Linked DNA regions of Homo sapiens: region 2 is linked to region 1. The links are chromatin loops, found by intact Hi-C in ENCODE. Cell type or tissue: dorsolateral prefrontal cortex. All regions are shown on one strand. Each heading gives the region's core, and the rest is flanking DNA. Links, peaks and the distances in the headings are about the cores only.

The links. A loop is a pair of places that touch in the nucleus more often than their neighbours do. Peaks named below come from ENCODE experiments on the same cell type or tissue, not always from the same donor. Only the 100,000 strongest peaks of a DNase experiment are listed, where the experiment ranks them.
Region 2: a loop joins it to region 1, with 2.4 times the contacts of the local background. A loop is called at or near these places in 2 of 110 quality-filtered maps.

Annotation. Positions count from the first base shown.
Region 1 is chr3:114,900,721-114,909,886 of GRCh38, reverse strand. All of the region lies in intron 3 of ZBTB20 (zinc finger and BTB domain containing 20), which reads left to right. Among named protein-coding and RNA genes, the nearest start is that of ZBTB20-AS3, 32 kb to the right of the region's middle. In dorsolateral prefrontal cortex, for the core only: no CTCF peak of the experiment used is centred there; no DNase peak of the experiment used is centred there; H3K4me3 peaks cover 917 bases; H3K27ac peaks cover 3,668 bases.
Region 2 is chr3:114,999,925-115,009,090 of GRCh38, reverse strand. All of the region lies in intron 2 of ZBTB20 (zinc finger and BTB domain containing 20), which reads left to right. Among named protein-coding and RNA genes, the nearest start is that of ZBTB20-AS4, 96 kb to the left of the region's middle. In dorsolateral prefrontal cortex, for the core only: no CTCF peak of the experiment used is centred there; no DNase peak of the experiment used is centred there; H3K4me3 peaks cover 856 bases; H3K27ac peaks cover 4,242 bases.

The DNA.
Region 1 (9,166 bases), core at 844-8,843:
CTTTTCTAATGTCTTGATAATTTTAGTCTTGTCTTTTCTTTTTAGCATATTAACTTAAAGTTGTACTTTGCTCCCTAAGACTGTTTAGCTGCATTGCATGAGTTTTGATATATAGTCATGCATCTCGTAATGACAGGGATACATTCTGAGAAATGCATTGTTAGGTGATTTCATCATTGTGTGAGCATCATAGAGTGTACTTAGATAAACGTAGATGGTATGGCCTATTGTACACGTATGCTGTATGGTATAGTCTTTTGCTTATAAGTTATAATTAATACCGTGAATGGAGCTTGCAAGACTGGAAGTTGCTCTGAGAAAGTTAGTGAGTGAGTGGTTAATGAATGTGAAGGCCTAGGACATTACTGTATGCTACTGTAGACTTTATAAACACTGTACACTTAGGCTACACTAAATTTATAAAAGTTTCATATTTCTTCAATAATAAATTAACCCTAGCTTACTGTTAAGTGTTTTACTTTATAAACATATTTTTTAACTTTTTGAATTTTTTGTAATAACACTTAGTTTAAAGCTCACATAAATTGTATAGCTGTACAAAATATTTTTTCTTTACATCTTTATTCTGTATTTTTTCCATTTAATTTTTTTTAACTTTTTAAACTTTGCTAAAAACTAACAAAAATGCACACATTAGCCAGGTCTACACAGGGTCGGGATCATCCATATCACTGTCCTCCACCTCTACATCTTGTCCCACTGGAAGGTCTTCTGGCGTAATAACATGCATGGAGCTGTCATCTCCTGTGATAAAAATTCCTTTTTCTGAAATATTCCCTGAAGGACCTACCTGATGCTGTTTTACAGTTTTCTGAGGTTTTATCAGTTTTGGAAAAGATTCATCATCATTTCAGATATTGCATTTTTGTCTTTATTTTTTTTCATTCTTAAATACTTATTAGATATGTTAGAGTTTTTTATTTTGTCATTTATATCTCCTAATCTTTTTAAAAAATATCTTCTATCTCTGTTTTATGGTAGGTAAATTCCTTGGAATTATTTTTCAGTTCAGTAATCCTCCCTTTAGCTCCATTTAATATGATAAATTCTCACTTCAGATATTAATTTTAATGACAATTTTATTTCTATAAATCTCTGTATATTTATCAAATCTGCCTTTTTCATAGTTTCTTTCTTTTTTTATTTTGGCCCTCAGATTAGTTCCCTAAGATTGTGCCCTATTTTGAACTTAATGCGTACATTTCATTTAAAGTTTTTCATCTGCTGACTCATTTATGGATGAACCTTTCTTCGGATTTGATATTTTTGATATATGAGCTCTTTTTCATTGGTGTTTGCTTTTTCTGTGAGACTCCCACATGACCTGAGTTGTTGAAGGTATCCTGCAAAAGTGGATTTGTTTCTTCTAGGTATTCCAGATCTATTAGGAGGTTGCCATTCTCAGTGATTACAGTTATTGCAAACTTTATTTGTACCCCTAAATTTCTCAGGTTATTACTGAGCTGGATAATTCCCCTGGGAGGGTTGTGGTAGAATCATAGTAATGCCAAATACCCTAGCTCTATCTTCTTGATTTCTAAGTTCCTTTCTTATGAAACATTTTAAAACTTTTATGTATTTGATGTTTATATATTCGTACAGAAATGTTTCTATAGGACCTTTATATTTTAATAGAAACATTTCTGTGTGAATATAGCCTGACATTTTAAAGAAAAGTCTTTCCTATTTCTTTGGCTTGAATGCCTTTCGTATACCTTTATATTTTAATAGAAACATTTCTATCTGAATATAGCCTGGCATTTTAAAGGAAACTCTTTCCTATTCCTTTGCCTTTTCTCCAAGGCATTTCTGGCTAACTCCCTCCTTCATTTCTTTTGGGTCTTCACTTGAATGTGATCTTTCCATAATTTCTTTGCTGGTCCCCCTATCTAAAATTTCAACCCCAACTCCCAATCCCATCATTTACTTTTCCCTTTCCCTGCTTTATTTTAATTCCTTAGCGCAGATAATTGTCTGTCATTCTATATATTTATTATCAGACATCCACAACAAATATATATAATCTCCATGAGATCAGAAATTTCCATCTATTTTGTTCACTCCTAAATCACCACCACTTGGAACAATGCCTGTCACATAGTAAGTACTCAATAAACATTTTAGAATAAATGAATGAAATATCCAATGGTTGTATATTGTGTGCTTTGTCCTGAACTAGGTGGTGATGACAAAAAAGAAAGAAAATAAACCAGATTCTAGCCCTCATGAAGACGATGGTCTTGCAGGGAACATAGACTACTAAAATCACAGTTTATCACCTCTGATTGACAAAGGCTATGAATTCAGATGAACTCTTGATGAGCTTATTGGTACCAGGTAGATATTCCCTGAGAAGTATGGGGATGGGGTGATTACTTTTGTTATGCGGTGCATCTCAGACTTGTTCTGTCTGAATATTGACCAAATAATACACATACACACATATACGTACACAGAAAAGATAACGATTTAGACAGAAAACAATTTTAATGAGGGAGCTGACATAAGTTTGACCAAATTAGTAAGAATACTGAAAGCAACTAAGTATGAAAATAGAATTTCCGATGAAGTATTTTTGGTACCAGTTTTTTCTTGCAGGGTTGGTAGCCACTGTCTGATGAGCACAAAATGCAAAAAATTAGCCTAACTACATTCTGCTGCCTTGTAATTGCACCTAAAGAGCAAGAACACATTTGCCTTTTATACTTCTGCAAGTAGTACATAGAAAAGGATATGCTGTTACTTTATTATAGTAAATAATAAGGTTCATGGCTATATTTACAAAGGTTGAGTTTTCAGCATGTGAAATGATGTGAAGAATGTTAAATCTCTAATACGTGTTTAATGTACATTTCAGTTGATTTTTCTCCAACTATAATAGTAGCAATTATTTTATTTATATGAGGGGAAGACTGCGTCACCTAAGGGAAAAGCTAATAGATTTCTTGGCAGTTTTTGTATCATGTTGAAATCTTTTTCCATTTCTAACTGCTGTGAAATTCTCGCTACTCTGTCTTACACATTTTTTTTTATGTATTAACCCTAACACCAACTTACTTTTCTCTGCATTTAAGCCCTTATTTCATCTATGTTTTCCTACCTAAAATGTATTATCCTGGTTACTTGATGAAGTTTTAGCTCAATCTTGTTGCAGACGCTGGCTGGCCAAGGTAAAGGAACTAATCAATAGTGAGCCCCTTCTCCTAAATGCCATAGATAATGCTAATAGCTACTTGTATACATATAATCTCATTAAGTCATCATAAAAACATAAAATTTTATATAATATAAAAATTTTATATTATATAAAATCCCCCTCATTTTAAATATGATTAATCTGAATATTAGAGATGGTTATGTAAGTTTACCTAGGACACATACCTAGTAAGCTTTAATTCAAACTCAAAACTTCTAATTGAAAGTGGTTGCTGTTGTTGTGATTCCATTGCTTTTTCTAGGTACTATACCTTCATCCTACCTAGAATTGCTTTTGAAGTTTTTCTGCCTTGCCTTTGATTGAACAGAATTTACAATAAAAGATTTTCTACATCATCAAGGCTTCCACAGAGTTCAAATGAAAACACTTTTTAGGGGTAGCTGTTAACTGCCTACTTTTATAGTCTCTTGATTGAAAGCTACTGCTCTAAATTTACTGCTCATATTTTTGAACTCATGTTTGTCTTATACATCTGACAAATACTTATTAAGTGTTGACTGTGTGTCAGGCACTAAACTAGACCCTGGGTATAGAGTAGTGAATAAAGTAGTGTGGCCTCTATGGAGTATACAATCTAGTGGGAAAGAAAGAGATAATAAACACATAAGCCAATAATCACCCCAATAATTTAAACTGTCATATATGCCACAAAAGAATAAAATAGTGGAGGTATCTGTCTCAGGAACTATAGCTAGAAGAAGTTTTTTAGAGAAAGTATAAGAACCACATAATTGGTTAGGAACTGCAGAACTCTTTCAGTGAACTCTGTGTAACAGTTTCTTCCATACCGAGTATCTGTTAACAGGTAGGATTTGGACAACTCATTCTTGTCCAATGTGGGGCCAAACTAACGAGGCTTTCTAACCTGGTGTTAACATTTGAGACTCAAATTCTCATATTTTAAGTTTGTACTGATTAAGAGGAAAAATAGGTAGAAAAAGCACAAGAAAATAGATTGGAAGATTAGTCCTTTAAAGATTGGGAATAACTTGTTTACGAATGTGATTCCTTAATTTTTTATGCAGTGTGAATTTTCTTAATCATCAAGAATACAAGCTAACACAATTCATGCAACATTCCTTTAGCCAATATTTAAGACCTACCTACCACACATTATGTACTGTGCTAAGTAAAAACTACAGATGTAATGGTGAATAAGATACAAATGCTGGTCCCCAAGTTTACAGTCTTATGTAAAAGACAATTCCAGTGCAATAAAATGATTATTATGACAGGATTAGACACAGGATATCAGATTCTGGAGGAGATAATATCTAAACTAAGACCCCAGGGATGTATACAAGCAGGCCAGTAAAATTTTCACATTTTCTGAGAATAAATCATTGATTTCAATAGCCATAACTTCAAGTTGAGGATATTTTGAAAATATAATTTTTAATATTTTCTAAATTTTAGGTTCTTAAATACATTTTTAAATTAGCTCTTAAACTTTTATTTTAAAAGTTGTGAAGTTTAAGTTAAGTCATAAAAACCCAACAGCTATTTTCTCTAGAATATGCTGTGAAGTGTGGATTATAGGACAATTAGAATTATTAACACTTAGTGTATTGTAGATGAGGTTTCTACTTGAGAGTTCAAATTTATCATGTTTATACATGAAATTTGATATTAAATTCTTTCATTTTAAGTGGCATTAATTATAGAAAATTCAAATTTTGCAGTTTTTGTAAATAAGCTTTAGTTTTTCGTGGATTTTATAGCTTTATTACAGCTTATCTGACCTAAGGTCTAGACAGATCAACTGTGCCGTTGGGTTAACGGTGTTTACCATATGATTTCCTTTTCCTTCTTTATTGCACTTTATCTGTTTCCAGTTCACAGTGTTGATTAATAGATAACTGTGCTCCTCATACTTCCTCTTTCTTATAGGCAGATAGCTTTTCAAAATGAAGGGCCAGACCTAGCTCAGTAATTTACAAAATAAGCATAAGTTTTTCAAGTCTACTTGACAATTTATAGTTCTTACTCTTCATAGGACTTTCTGTTGAGAGAAACCACAGAAGCCAGGTACCTCAATTTTCAAAAGTAAAATTGGCTTTATTGATGAGTAAAGTGTACATTTTATAATAACCATATAATAATGATACAACATCCAGCTCTGTAGTGGGTCCAGAAGGACTAAATACATATTAAATAAAATAAAATTATTTTGAATTACATAGTCTTCTCTCAAAATATCAAATTTAAATGTAAAGCATGTAAAATAGTCCTGTGGATGCTTCCTCAGTCATGGGTGAAATTCTTTTTGTTTAAATTTAGGTTTAGAGCTCTTCTATGGAGTGGTTGTACCCACAGGCCCAGGTGAGATCCTTGTTAGTACTCTAAGTGAATTAGCAAGTAGATTTATTAATGGCTTAAGGGGCATCTCTAGCCAGGCCCAACTAGTATGAAGGGAAGATGAACTATTTCTGTATTCTGTAACATAGAATTGGACCTATCCCACTGGAGAACACAGCTATGCCAACCTAGAAGTAAAAAGAACTTCAAACAAACAAACAAACAAACAAACACTCTATAGTATATCTGCATCTGGAATGGTGCTAATAGTAACTTCACCCAATGCGAGTGAAACAACTCTAGCAATTACATGAACTGTGTGGGAATCTGAAGACACGCCACTTAACAACTCAGGATCTGTGCTGTCCTTTAAATCAAAACACAAATAAGGACTAGAACAACATCAGTATGCATCCATTTCTGTCTTCCCAGCCATAAGAAAAAAACTGACTCTAACGTTTTTTTTTACTTAGAGTTGCAAACCTCATATATAAGGCTCTGGTCATCTGCAGGATCTCCTTAGAATACATAAAAAGGTGATAAGTGCCTACATGTGATTGCTAAGACCATTACACGGCACCTTGGTCCAATTCCAGTTGAGTAATTATATTCATTTTGTCCTTATTTTCCTTTTCCTGATTGTTTCAGTTAAATGTGGAAAGTGATCCTTCATTTTTCACCCAGAGAAGTTCGGCAGTGTTGCTGCACGTATTATTTAGACTTTACTGCCTTTCTTTTCAGTCATAGGAATGGAGCTTAAAAGTGCTGGTTAGAATTGTTATTGTGGCTATTACTATTGTTGCAGTGTTGCCTGATTCAGAAATGTTCTGTGAACATCAAGCACATGACTGGCTTTTGGATGAGCTGCTGGACTGTAGGGTGATGTCTTCAACAAGCCTTCTTTATCTCCTTACTCCTTGCCTAGCTTAGTTCCTTAGCTTAAAGGGACAGACATGCTTTCCCTTTTCATACAACTATGATAGTACTAACAGTTCCCTTTTATCAAATGCTTACCTCATGGCTGGCACTGTGCTAGTTCCTTTATATGGCTATAACATATAACCTGCATAGACAACCTCGTAGGGTGAGTAACATGATCACCATTTTACAGACAGAAAATTTAAATTGCTTAGGATCACAGAACTAAAGATGGGGAGCTGGAATTTGATTCCAGGTTTGTTTGATGGCAAAAGCTAAGTGCTTAACTACCACCCTACCTCATAACTCTACTGCTTCCCAGAACTCTGAGCCCCAGTCTATGGATCACTGATCACACAAATAGCTTCTTACCTTCTCTTAGTGTTTGTCACCACTTCACACAGATTGACCCCATTGACCTCACATTGGAATAATCCTGCAGCACTGGCCTCAGAAGGGCATTGCTGATTATGTTTACAGGCCAGCAGGAAACTGAACTGCTATTGAGAGAATCTCTATGCTGAATCATTTTATCTGCATAACAAAAGTGGTTTGCTCTATCTTCTTTTCTTTCCCTGGTGGTGTTGTCATAACAGTGTCTTTTAGCAGGATTAACCAGTAACTAACTTATTTGCTTTGGTTTCCAATAAATAACTGCAGCCTGTTAATAATTGTGCATGTGTTTTATGTGGCCTCAGATAAACTGAGACAATCTTACACATCTGCATTCCAGATTGGGTCACTATTCCTTCATACTTAATCTCCTATTATGTAACTGTCCATTAACAAAAAATAGATCACATAAGGAAAAAACTTAAATACTTAATTTGCTAGTGCATTAATAAGTGATACTAATACACATGACTTTTTATTGTTACCTAAAGATAGGTGTTTGCTCAGAAATATAAAAAATAAACCTAGTGTATGTTTTCTTGCTTTAAAATGTACCAAATCTGTCACAAATGCTTTGAACTGTATTGTGTTTACTTCTTCATGTGAGCTGTGTCTAAACATTTTTTAGTGTTTTTAAATTGTTAGCTCAATGAGGGTAAGGTGTGTCCTAATTTATCTGTTAGCACGTTGCAGTGCCAAACACAGCACCATGCAGGCAGTAGATGCTCACTGAATGTGATTGAATTAGTGAATAAGTTAGGCTGTGCTAGGTTGAAGAGATTTGAAGTCCTAAATTATTCTTGCCATCATTTCACTCTGCATAATAAGTAAAGAAGTTTTACTAAGATGATTTAAAAATGTGTTATTGAATTACTTGTGTAGATTCCAAAGCACTGGGATAAAAAAGACCCTGGCTATGCCCCTTTGAGGAAGCAGTGAGGGTGTTTCTCACTGTAGGCACAGTTACTGGGTTTTATTTGTGACTGAATTAATTTATTTCTCTTAGGAAGGTTACATTTATGAATTCAATATAGCATTTTATAACTTTTTCCTTTTACCCCTACCCTACCTACTATTATTTTTTCCTATTATAAAAGTCATGCTTATTGTAGATAATTAACTATATATGAAAGTAAAAAGAAAAAATTAAAATCATCCAAAGTCTTATTATCCAGATATAATCACTCTTAATTCTTTGTTTTGTTCTTTGTTTTTTCTTATTCACATAATTTCATACTGTCCATGTAATTGGTAGTCTACATGTTTATATAATATTTTAGCATCATAATACTATAAATTTGCATTTTTCCGTAAAATTTAAAATATTCTTTAAAGTACCTTGTTAAATTTTGCCAAATATTCCTTTATATAGATGTGCTATGCTTTATTTAATTATTTTTCTATTAGATATTTAGGTTGCTTATAGTTTTTTACTGTCATAAAAATTATCTTTTTTACATAAATTTCTGTTGGTTTTCTATTACATTTGATTCCTGGGACTAAAATTACTGAGTAAAAATATTGAACTTTGGGTTCTTGATACATAGTACTCAGTGGGTTTCTAGAAAGTCTTTTGTAATCCACATTCCCATCAGAATATACGAAGATGTTGTTTTATTGAGCCATCATCAAAATTATTACCTCTATATACTTTTAAGCAGTATTATAAAGTGGACTTACTGACTATAATGTGTTGCTGTAATCGACTGTGCTCAGAAGAACTATATAAATTAAACATGTCCGTTTGCTTTCAAAAAGAATTTTTTTTTTTTTTGAGATGGAGCCTCTCTCTTGTCACCCAGGCTGGAGTGCAATAGCGTAATCTCGGGCTAGTCTCGAACTCCTGACCTCAGGTGATCAGCCCACCTCAGCCTCCCATAGTGCTGGGATTACAGGCGTGAGCCACCACTCCTGGCTAGAACTAGGAAATATTTTTAAGAGTACCAGTAGTTCCCAGGCTGTATGTTGCAATACAGTTTCCACCTAAATCCAAATGTTTTTCAGGTCTAATTGTAAACTGCTACTTTTGTTTAATGTGGACTTACATAGTCTTCTGTATCAATACCTACTTCGCTGGCAGTTTTGTCAAAGTGTGTTGAGTTGAGGCATTTTGCATTATATCCGACGTGGTGTTAGCATTCCTTCTTGTAGCAATCAATTTCATTTCTATTTGCTGTTGTAACTCAAAGTTAACGAACATTCAAAGTTTACTTTCATTTATTCATGCATTTTTTTGTGGACTGCTCTACAAAAGCACCTTTCTTCCTTAACAACATTCTATCCAAACTGAGTGCAGATGAATCTGAGTAGTTTCATTTT
Region 2 (9,166 bases), core at 758-8,757, 99 kb before region 1:
CCAGTAGATAATGTTCAAAGGATCTAAAAACATAATTCATAAAAATATGTGTCCAATAACGTATAAAAATATTCAATCTTACATACACACATACTAAGTTTCCTTATCAGATTGACAAGGTTTTACAAATTAGATAATATTCATGGTTTGTGAGCATATAGGAAATATACAGGATTGGTGGGAGCATAAATAGTGTAAATTACTTAGAAAGCAGCTGAGAAAGAACTCTCACTTTTTAAAATGTAGGTACATTCTACTAGCAGAAATTTGTATTACAGATATACTTTGTTTAAATCTTGCTTTCTATGCTTGTAATGACCTGATTTATCTCCTACCAAGAAAAAATGTTTGCCATTACATAGATCAGGGACAGGGAGGAGTAAGTTACTTCTAATACCAAGGAAATACAAAACTTACAGAAGTGGATCTAGATTTTAGTCCACACTTTTTCATTAAGTTACTTTTATATTAGACATTTATCTTTCCTCTCTAGGACTGTTTTTTCATATGTAAAATTATGTTTAGAATTTTTAGATTATTGAATGATCCTTCTATCTCTCAAACATTGTTCACGATTACTTACAAAAAGATGTTCTTTATGTTTTAGCTGCTTATTATCAGGAGCATTTTTATGGTTATTTTTCTAATACCAGTTGAATATTGATGATACATCTCATCTAATAGAAACATATTTTCTCCTAGCCCTGCCTTTAACCCTCAGCATACAGATTACAGGGCAACTGTAGGGAAACAAAGGAAAGGGCTTGAACTCAAGGTTCTTCCAAATCCCCTTGGTGGATGACAGTGCCATTAAAAGAGACGGGAATAACAGAAAAATATCATTTTGGAGTGAAGATTTAAAAACTGCAGTTTGATATGTCATAAGTTGAAGTATCTATGGGGCATTCAGCTAAAGATATTCCATAGTCAGCAGTATGTATACAACTGGAGAGATATAGAAGAGCTGTGATAAGGGCAGGAGCTACAGACTTGAGAGTCATCAAAATAAAGGTGATGTTTGAAGTTGAAGATGTGAATATAATCACTCAAGGAAAAGGATGATGTGAGAGCAAGAGACTGTTGGAAAGCAGAAGAAGAACCCATATATAGGGTCAAGAAGAAGCAGAAGAGCCTGCAAAGGAAGAGAAAAGGGCAGGAGAAGAGCCAAAAAGTATGAAGCCAGTGAGAGGACAGTGTTTTTGAAAGAAAGGAGTTGTCAAGAATGTCAAAACATCTGAGATATAAAGTAAGGTCAAGTCAAAATATATTCAATTGGATTTGACCGTCTTGTGATTTGCGATCTTGGTGGGAATAATTAAATTATGTTATAAGGGCAGAAGTCAGTTTTCAGTGGACTGTAAACAGGATGAGGGGTAAAGAAGTAAAAACTCTCTTCAAAGATTTGACTAGAAATAATAGAGAAGAAAGTGGTAACAGAGCAAATCTTCAAAAAAGGATTTTCTTTCTTTTCTATTGTATGCTTATTTTTATGTATATTTGATGGGAGATAATCATGCATGTTTATATGCTAAGAAGAAAGAACTTATAAAGAATAAAAAGTTGAGCATATAAGTGAGAAAAAGGGATAAGTAATAGAACACAGAGCGATTGTTAAATAAGTATTCATTGAACAGCTTATTATGAGTAAAGTCCTGAAGAATGAGTTTGATGACATTTAAAAAACACATAAAACACATTGTTTAAAATATTCTCTAATTTCTGTTTTTTCTCTTTCTCTTTTTTTTATTTCAGAAAATGGTATTTCCTCCTTATTCAAAAGGAGTAGACATAATTGGCAAATTAAGTGATAAAATATATAGAGGACAAGTATTTCCAGAAGAAGTTGAAGTCATAAAGGATATTTCACTTGATTTTATCAAAACATATTTTTTTAGACGACTCAAGAAAAAGTAAAGGAATCTCAGAATTTTACTTAAAACATACTGACTATAATGTAATTACAGTGTCTTAATGAAAGAACAGACTTTGCACAATGAGAAGTAGAAAGAAATATAGATAGAACTATTTTGCAGAAAAATAACAAATACTCCTATTCTCATCATTAAGTTTACTAACAATCTGAAAGACTAAACTCAAAAGGGATTTTCTGGTATTGCTACATTAAATCAGAAAAGAAGTTACCTCGAGTTTTTTTTAATAAAAAGAAACAGCTAAATCAGGTTAAACTAAAAAGATTTCAAATGAATATCTAAGGGAACAAATAGTGAAAAGTCAGTAGACAGCAGAAACTTGGAATGTATTAGTACCAAAACGCTAAACAAATATTAGGCTATTAAAACACTAAGAATTAGATGTGTTGCCTTAAAAGGTACTTAGTTCCTCCAGCCTGGTATGTCTCAGTGGCCACTTGATGCTGTAGAAGAGGCTCAGGTGCCAGGTGCATGATAGGGGTAGGTGGGCTCTAAGGTGCCCTTCAGCTCCATTTTGCTACGGTTATATGATTCTTTGAGATACTTTGCTAAAACATAAAGGCACAATATATTTTTGCCAAGGAGGAAGATAATGTTCTGACCAAGAAATAATATTCAGGGGAAAAAAAAGAAGTGCCATGATTTCACATATTTCAAGCTTTACTAAGGACAAATGGTTATATATATATATATATATATCCAACTGGATAAATTTTATGACTATATTTAATTAATATGAGCACATTTTAGAGTGGAGAAAACAAAGACTTCATTCATCCAGCAAATATTTATTCAGTACCCGAAGTGCTAGAAACTATATGAGGGTAGTAAATAAAATAGAATATTCCTGTCCTACTATGGAGGGGGAATGGAGAGGGAGTGGAGGAATAGATGATAAACAAACAAACAAACAAGCAAACTAGTTCATTGTACATAAAGAAGTTATTTTTTTCTGACAGTAACTAACAAAGGTCTGGGCAAGAATCAGAGGGTGACCATTTTAAGAGGTGGTGTTTCTGTTGAGACTCAAATGATAAGAAGGATCCAGTGATGCAGAAATCCAGGGCAAGGAATAGGATGTTTGAAGCCTCCATAGAAGAAAAGCATTTTATAGTAGATCAGAAAGCAATAACAAAAAAGAAAAAAGAAAAAAAAAACATTTGGCAATGTCTAGGAACAAAAAGGACATTAACGTGGGTAGAATGCTGTGAGCTAAAAAGAGAGTAGATTGAAATGAAGTTAAAGAGAAATGGAGAGACAGACCTCATAGAATTTTGCCCTAAATGAAATGGGAAGCCAGGGAAGTATGACACAGTCCCATAATAAACCTGCTTCTGGTGCAGAATGGATTGGAATTATCAAGGCAGTTAGTGAGGAATCCAGTTAGAAGGTGAATACAGTGGTTCAGTGGTCCAGGATGGAAATCACAGTGACCTCAACTAAGAAGGCAGCAGTAGAGGTAGAGAGAAGTTGATAGATTTGTCAGTTAAGTCCTGAATCACCTTGATTGTTACCTACTCTCTCTCTTTGGTTCTTAATTTTGTCTTCTGTAAACTGGGATTAATTATATTAATGCAAAGAGATGTTCAGAACATGATTTGAGACAAGACATGAGTACCTGACATAAGGTAGGATGCAGTAAATCTCAGTTCTTTACAAATAACTTATTTTAAAATAATGTCCATTCCAAGTTCAAAATAGTAATAGCAACTAAACATCTAGTCAGATATAAACTGTTTGGTTTTCAAACATGTGTATAATTTCCTAGATAAAGGAAAACATTTAAATGTTTTCATGATATATTTGGGGTCATTAAAAATTTATACAGATAAATTTATACAAATAAATACAAATACACATACAATAAATACAAATACAGATAAAATGTATACAGATAAACCCAATGACCAATTAATTACAACAAAAAAATAAAATCAAGAGGTGGAAATTTTTATTTAATTGAGGTTCAGCCACATTCTATTAAACCTTTTCTAAATGTATTAATTTAAAAGTGAAGAATTGAAAACAAATTTTCAGGGTAAGAATCCCTCTCCTTTGAAATGGGGTTGTTGGCTTGAATACAATGACTACCCACTTTCCCTCTGTCTCTGCTTCTCCTTCATAAACAGGCCCACACACACACATACACACACTCATACACACACATAACTTTTAGTAACTCTGTTTAACATTTGGAAAGAAATGGCTGGCATGTTGAAGGGGGATAAGTAAATAAGTTGCATGAACTGTATATAAATGAACTTACTTAAAATTCTTTAAACAGAAATTTCAGTACCATAGAGATCCTTGAAATGAAGACAGATAAATCTGACCAATTATAGCCAAATATCTCTTGCTAAAAATTTAGAGAAACTTTCTATGAAATGATTTGTAAATAAAAATCTTAATCCAAAATTATATTATAAATATGTCTTCCTCAGTTAAAGAAATATTATGCCCTTTAATATAGAGCAAAAGAAAAAACTGGCCAAGTGTTCTGTGTGAGAAGAATACGCTGAATATTCATCTATGAACAATGAGAGGAATGGCACCCAAGAAAGGGAACTGTGGAAAAATGAAAGACCCTCTTGTTTTTTGTCTTTCCTTTATACATGTATAAAACTGAACAAAGAAAAGAGGCACAAACCCTAGTGTGTGTTCTACTGAAGAAAAACTTGTTTCTGAGAGTTGTCCAGTTTTGCTAAGTCCCCAAATAGCTATCCTCTAAGGAAAAAAAAATATTTTGTTTTAAAGGCAAAGACTCTTGGTTACAGAATACTTCCATGTAATGTAATGTTCAGTCTTGCATATACGGAGATTATAGGCAAGGCATCTTTTTGGTCATTTTAGACCATAGCAGTGCAGGTTTTATAGGTACCTTTCTGTACTCTTTTGAGGACAAAATGTGCATGTTTTCAAGGCAGGAAACCTTGAAAGTTGGGGGATAGTTTTGGGCAGTAGCACAGAGTTAATTTCTTTGCAGACCAACTAGAGATTGAAACCACGAGCAGATCTATTGAAATCCCAAGTTCTCATGACAGTATAGGCCCAAATTCTGCAGAGATCTCAAGTGCTAGAATAGGTGGTTTGAAAAGTATCAGAGCTCCCTGCCTTCATCCTGACAGTAGCATTAATTTTAAAATGACTATATTCCTAGATAAAAACACACATTTTAAAAATTTTATAAATAACCTGAATCCTTTTGTTCTGACAATATAATAATGAAGACATAATATTAATAAATACAAATTAATGTTTTTTGGAGTTTTTAAAAATCCATATTGATTTCCAAAACGTTTGTTTCTACTGCTGAAAAGAGAAATTCAAACCACCTGATTGTTCACAGTAAGTAAAATTCAGCTACATATTTATCTTTGATTTCACTAGACAGGTAATATTGAAAAAAATGAAACATGCCTGTCACCTGACACTTGCAAACATAATATTTGTTAAACTTAGTGTTTTTGTTGTTGTTTTGTTTTGTTTTGTTTTTTAGTAGGGGCGTGCTCACTATGTTTCCCAGGCTAACCTTAAACTTCTGAGCTCAAGCAATTTTCCCACCTCAGCCTCCCAAGTTGCTGGGATTATAGGCTCATATCACCACACTCAGCTTCTTAAACTTAGTTGTTTTATGTTTCCTGTTTTAAATTTTAGAAATAAATGGATTTAACTAAAACAATAGCCTTTAATTATTGTAGCAGTTTTAAGTTTACAAAAAACAAACAAACAAAAAACAAACAAAAAAAAAACCTGGGGAGAAAGTAGAGTTCCTGTATGCCCATTCACCCTTCTCCTCCCCACTTTTCCCCATTATTAACTATGGTGGTACATTTGTTACAACTAATGAACCAATATTGATGCATTATTATAACTATAGTACATTAGGGTTCACTGGGTGTACATTTAATGGATTTTGACAAATGCATGATGTTATGTGCCCACCATCATAATATCATACAAATTACTTTCACTGCCATAGAAATCCTCTGTACTCTACCTGTTTATCCCTCCCCATTTCCAAACCCTGGCATCTTTTTTACGGTATCTATAGTTTTGCCATTTCCAGAATGTCATATAGTTGGAATCATACGGGATATAGCTGTTTAGACTGGTTTATTTCATTTAGCAGTATGCACTTAAGGTTTCCCTGTATAGTTTCATGATTAATAGCTCACTTCTCTTTAGTGCTGAATAATCTTCCATTGTATGGATGTAGAAATTTGTTCATGCATTCACCTACTTAAAGACATCGTCGTTGCCTCCAATTTTTTTGCAATTATAAATTGGGCTGCTATAAACATTTATGTGTAGGATTTTGTGGAACATAATTTTCAATGAAATACCAATGAGTATGATTGCTAGATCATATGGTAAGTGTATGTTTAATTTTTTAAGAAAGTGCCAAATAGCATTTTGCATTCCCACCAGCAATGAGTGAGAGTTTGTATTTCTCCACATCCTTGACGGCAATTGTTGTTGCCAGTATTTTGAGTTTTAGCCGTTCCAATAGATGTTTAGTGATATCTCATTGTTTTAATTTGCAATTCTCTAATGGCATATTATGTTGATCATTTTCTATGCAGGTTTTTCATCTGCATTTCTTTGGTGAGATGTCTGTTCAGATCTTTTGCTCACATTTTAATCAAGTTGTTTTTCTTCTTGAGTTTTAATAGTTTTTGGTGTATTTTGGATGACGGTCGAATATCAGAAATGTGTTTAGCAAATATTTTCTTCTAGTCTGTGATTTGTCTTTCACAAATATGGAAGTTTTAATTTTAATAAACTCTAACGTCAATTATTTCTTTCATAAATCTGGCTTGTGGTGTTATATCTAAGACCTTATTGCCAAACCCAAGATCAACTAGATGTTCTCCTATTTATCTTCTAAAAGTTTTACAGTTTTGCATTGTACATTTAGGTCTATGATTTATTTTGAGTTAAATTTTGTGAATTTAATGTCAGTGTCTAGATTTTTTTTCATGTGGATGTTCAGTTATTGGACTATTTGTTGAAAAGACTTTTGCTCTATTGTATTGCCTTTACTTCTTTGTCAAAGAACAGTTGACTGTACTTATGTGGGTCAATTTCTGGCCTCTCTCTTCTGTTCCATTGATCTAAGTTGTATGTTTGCAAATACCACAGTACCTTGACTCATGTAGCTATATAGTAAGCCTTGGGGTTGGGTAGTGTCAGCATTCTGACTCTTTCTTCAATATTGTGTTTCCTATTCTAGATCTTTTGCCTCTCCATATAAACTTTAGAATCAGTTTGTGAATATCCACAAAATAACTTTGTGGGATTTTGATTGGGATTATGTTGAATCTAAAAATTAAATTGGGAAGAAGTAATATTTTGATAGTATTGAGTCTTACTATCCATGAACATGGAATATCTCTCAGTTTATTTAGTTCTTTTTTGATACCTTTGATCAGAGTTTTGTAGTTTTCTTCATAATAGATCTTATACATATTTTGTTAGATTTTATATGAAGAATTTATTTAATTTTTTGGTTTTAGTGTAGGTGTTGTGCTTTCAATTTTACATTTCAATATTTAATTGGTAATATATTGAGACACAAATTTTGTATACCTTTAATGCCTGACTCTCAATTTCTCTTTAAAAAAAAAATCCCTAAACTTGTGTATGTATATTAAATTGCTCTTTGCTTCCACATGGTTCCCAATTCTTCTTTTTTAATATGTGATTTAAAAAAAGCTCCCCATTTTAAATTTATAATACTGCTATTGGTCAACAGCTCATATTTTTATTTGAAGTTTATTCTGGAATGTGTATTAAATGTGGTGTGGTGTGTTTCCAACCATCTTATAAGTCTAATTCATGTATTCCATTGGATATAAAAGAGTAATCTGACTTCTTTATCTTGTAGGAATAGAGTGCTAGAATTTATCTTTTCAAACTTATTTTTTCCTGTTTTTAAAGTGCTTATTTTAACAAACCTGGAAAACACTGAAGAGTATAATAAAATTGTTCAGAAGCCTACAATACAAGTAATAGTTTGAAATATAGGCTCCTTTTTTTAACTTGTGAGAAATTTGTTTTTTTTTTTTTTTGATTTGTGGGAAATTCATCAGGTTTAGAATATGCCACTTCAGATATAATTTTTTTCCTCGTAATGGTCAAGAATTTAGTACATATCAGATGAAAGATTTTGCTAGTTCACCTAAATGTAGACATAAGCATGTCCCTGCTAGTATTGATGGTATTCTCTTGTTGCAAGAAGTTTATAGTGTTTTCCTGTGCCAGAGCTTTTGGGACTGAAGTCATAGGACTTGTTATATATTCTCAGAATTCTCTGCTGACCTAGTAGTGGGGGCCACATTTTTCTTTAAAAATATATAATGAGGTTTTTTGTTTGTTTGCTTTTGGAGACCAGTTTATCCAGATATATAGCATTTGGAACCTGGTAAATTACTTTTGGCAGCACATCACTGAGTAACACTGAGTTAAATGTTTATGAGTCGCACATAAGGTAAAGTAGCTGTTTTCAAAGTGTTAAGTTCTCTTTGGTCTTGTCCACAACATGGATACTGAGAGGTCCTGATAGGCCAATGTTTCTTTTGAATATAGCCAACCTATGGAGAGAAAAATCTGTTAAGTGTTTCTAGGGGTTGGGCAATGTGAAAGGGTATTGGTAAGTTATGGTGAACTGGACTCAAAATATTACTGGAAAAGAAAACAGTCCACAAAACTAACAGGAAACTGTTACTTTAAATCCTTTATTTTAAAATTATAATATTCCCCTTAAAGACTTCTAGCGGTGGGGTGGGAGAATACAAAATATTTAATTTTATAAAAGAAATAGTCTGCTAATTTACAAATAATTTAAAAATGAATTAGTCAATATTTAAAATATTAAATAATGTGCTGTAATCAACATTTAAAATCATCTACATTCAGATCTGTTATCCTAAAATTATCAGTAATATAATATGCCTTAGAAGAAAAACCAGAAGAATTTGCCTCTTATAAGCACTTTAGAGCAACTATTTGATAACAGTGCCTTCAAAGTTAAATATTAGATGGTATTGCCAGATGGATCTCATATGGTAAATAGCACTCTACGAGATGGCATTTTATTTTGCTATTTTTTTTTTAAATGAAAGTCCAACACTAAATAGTCTAGGTCATTAAATGAATTCAGAGTTATGCCTTAAACAAATATAACATTGCAACATAAATTGACAAAGGCCAATGAATTCAAAGTTGATGCTGAC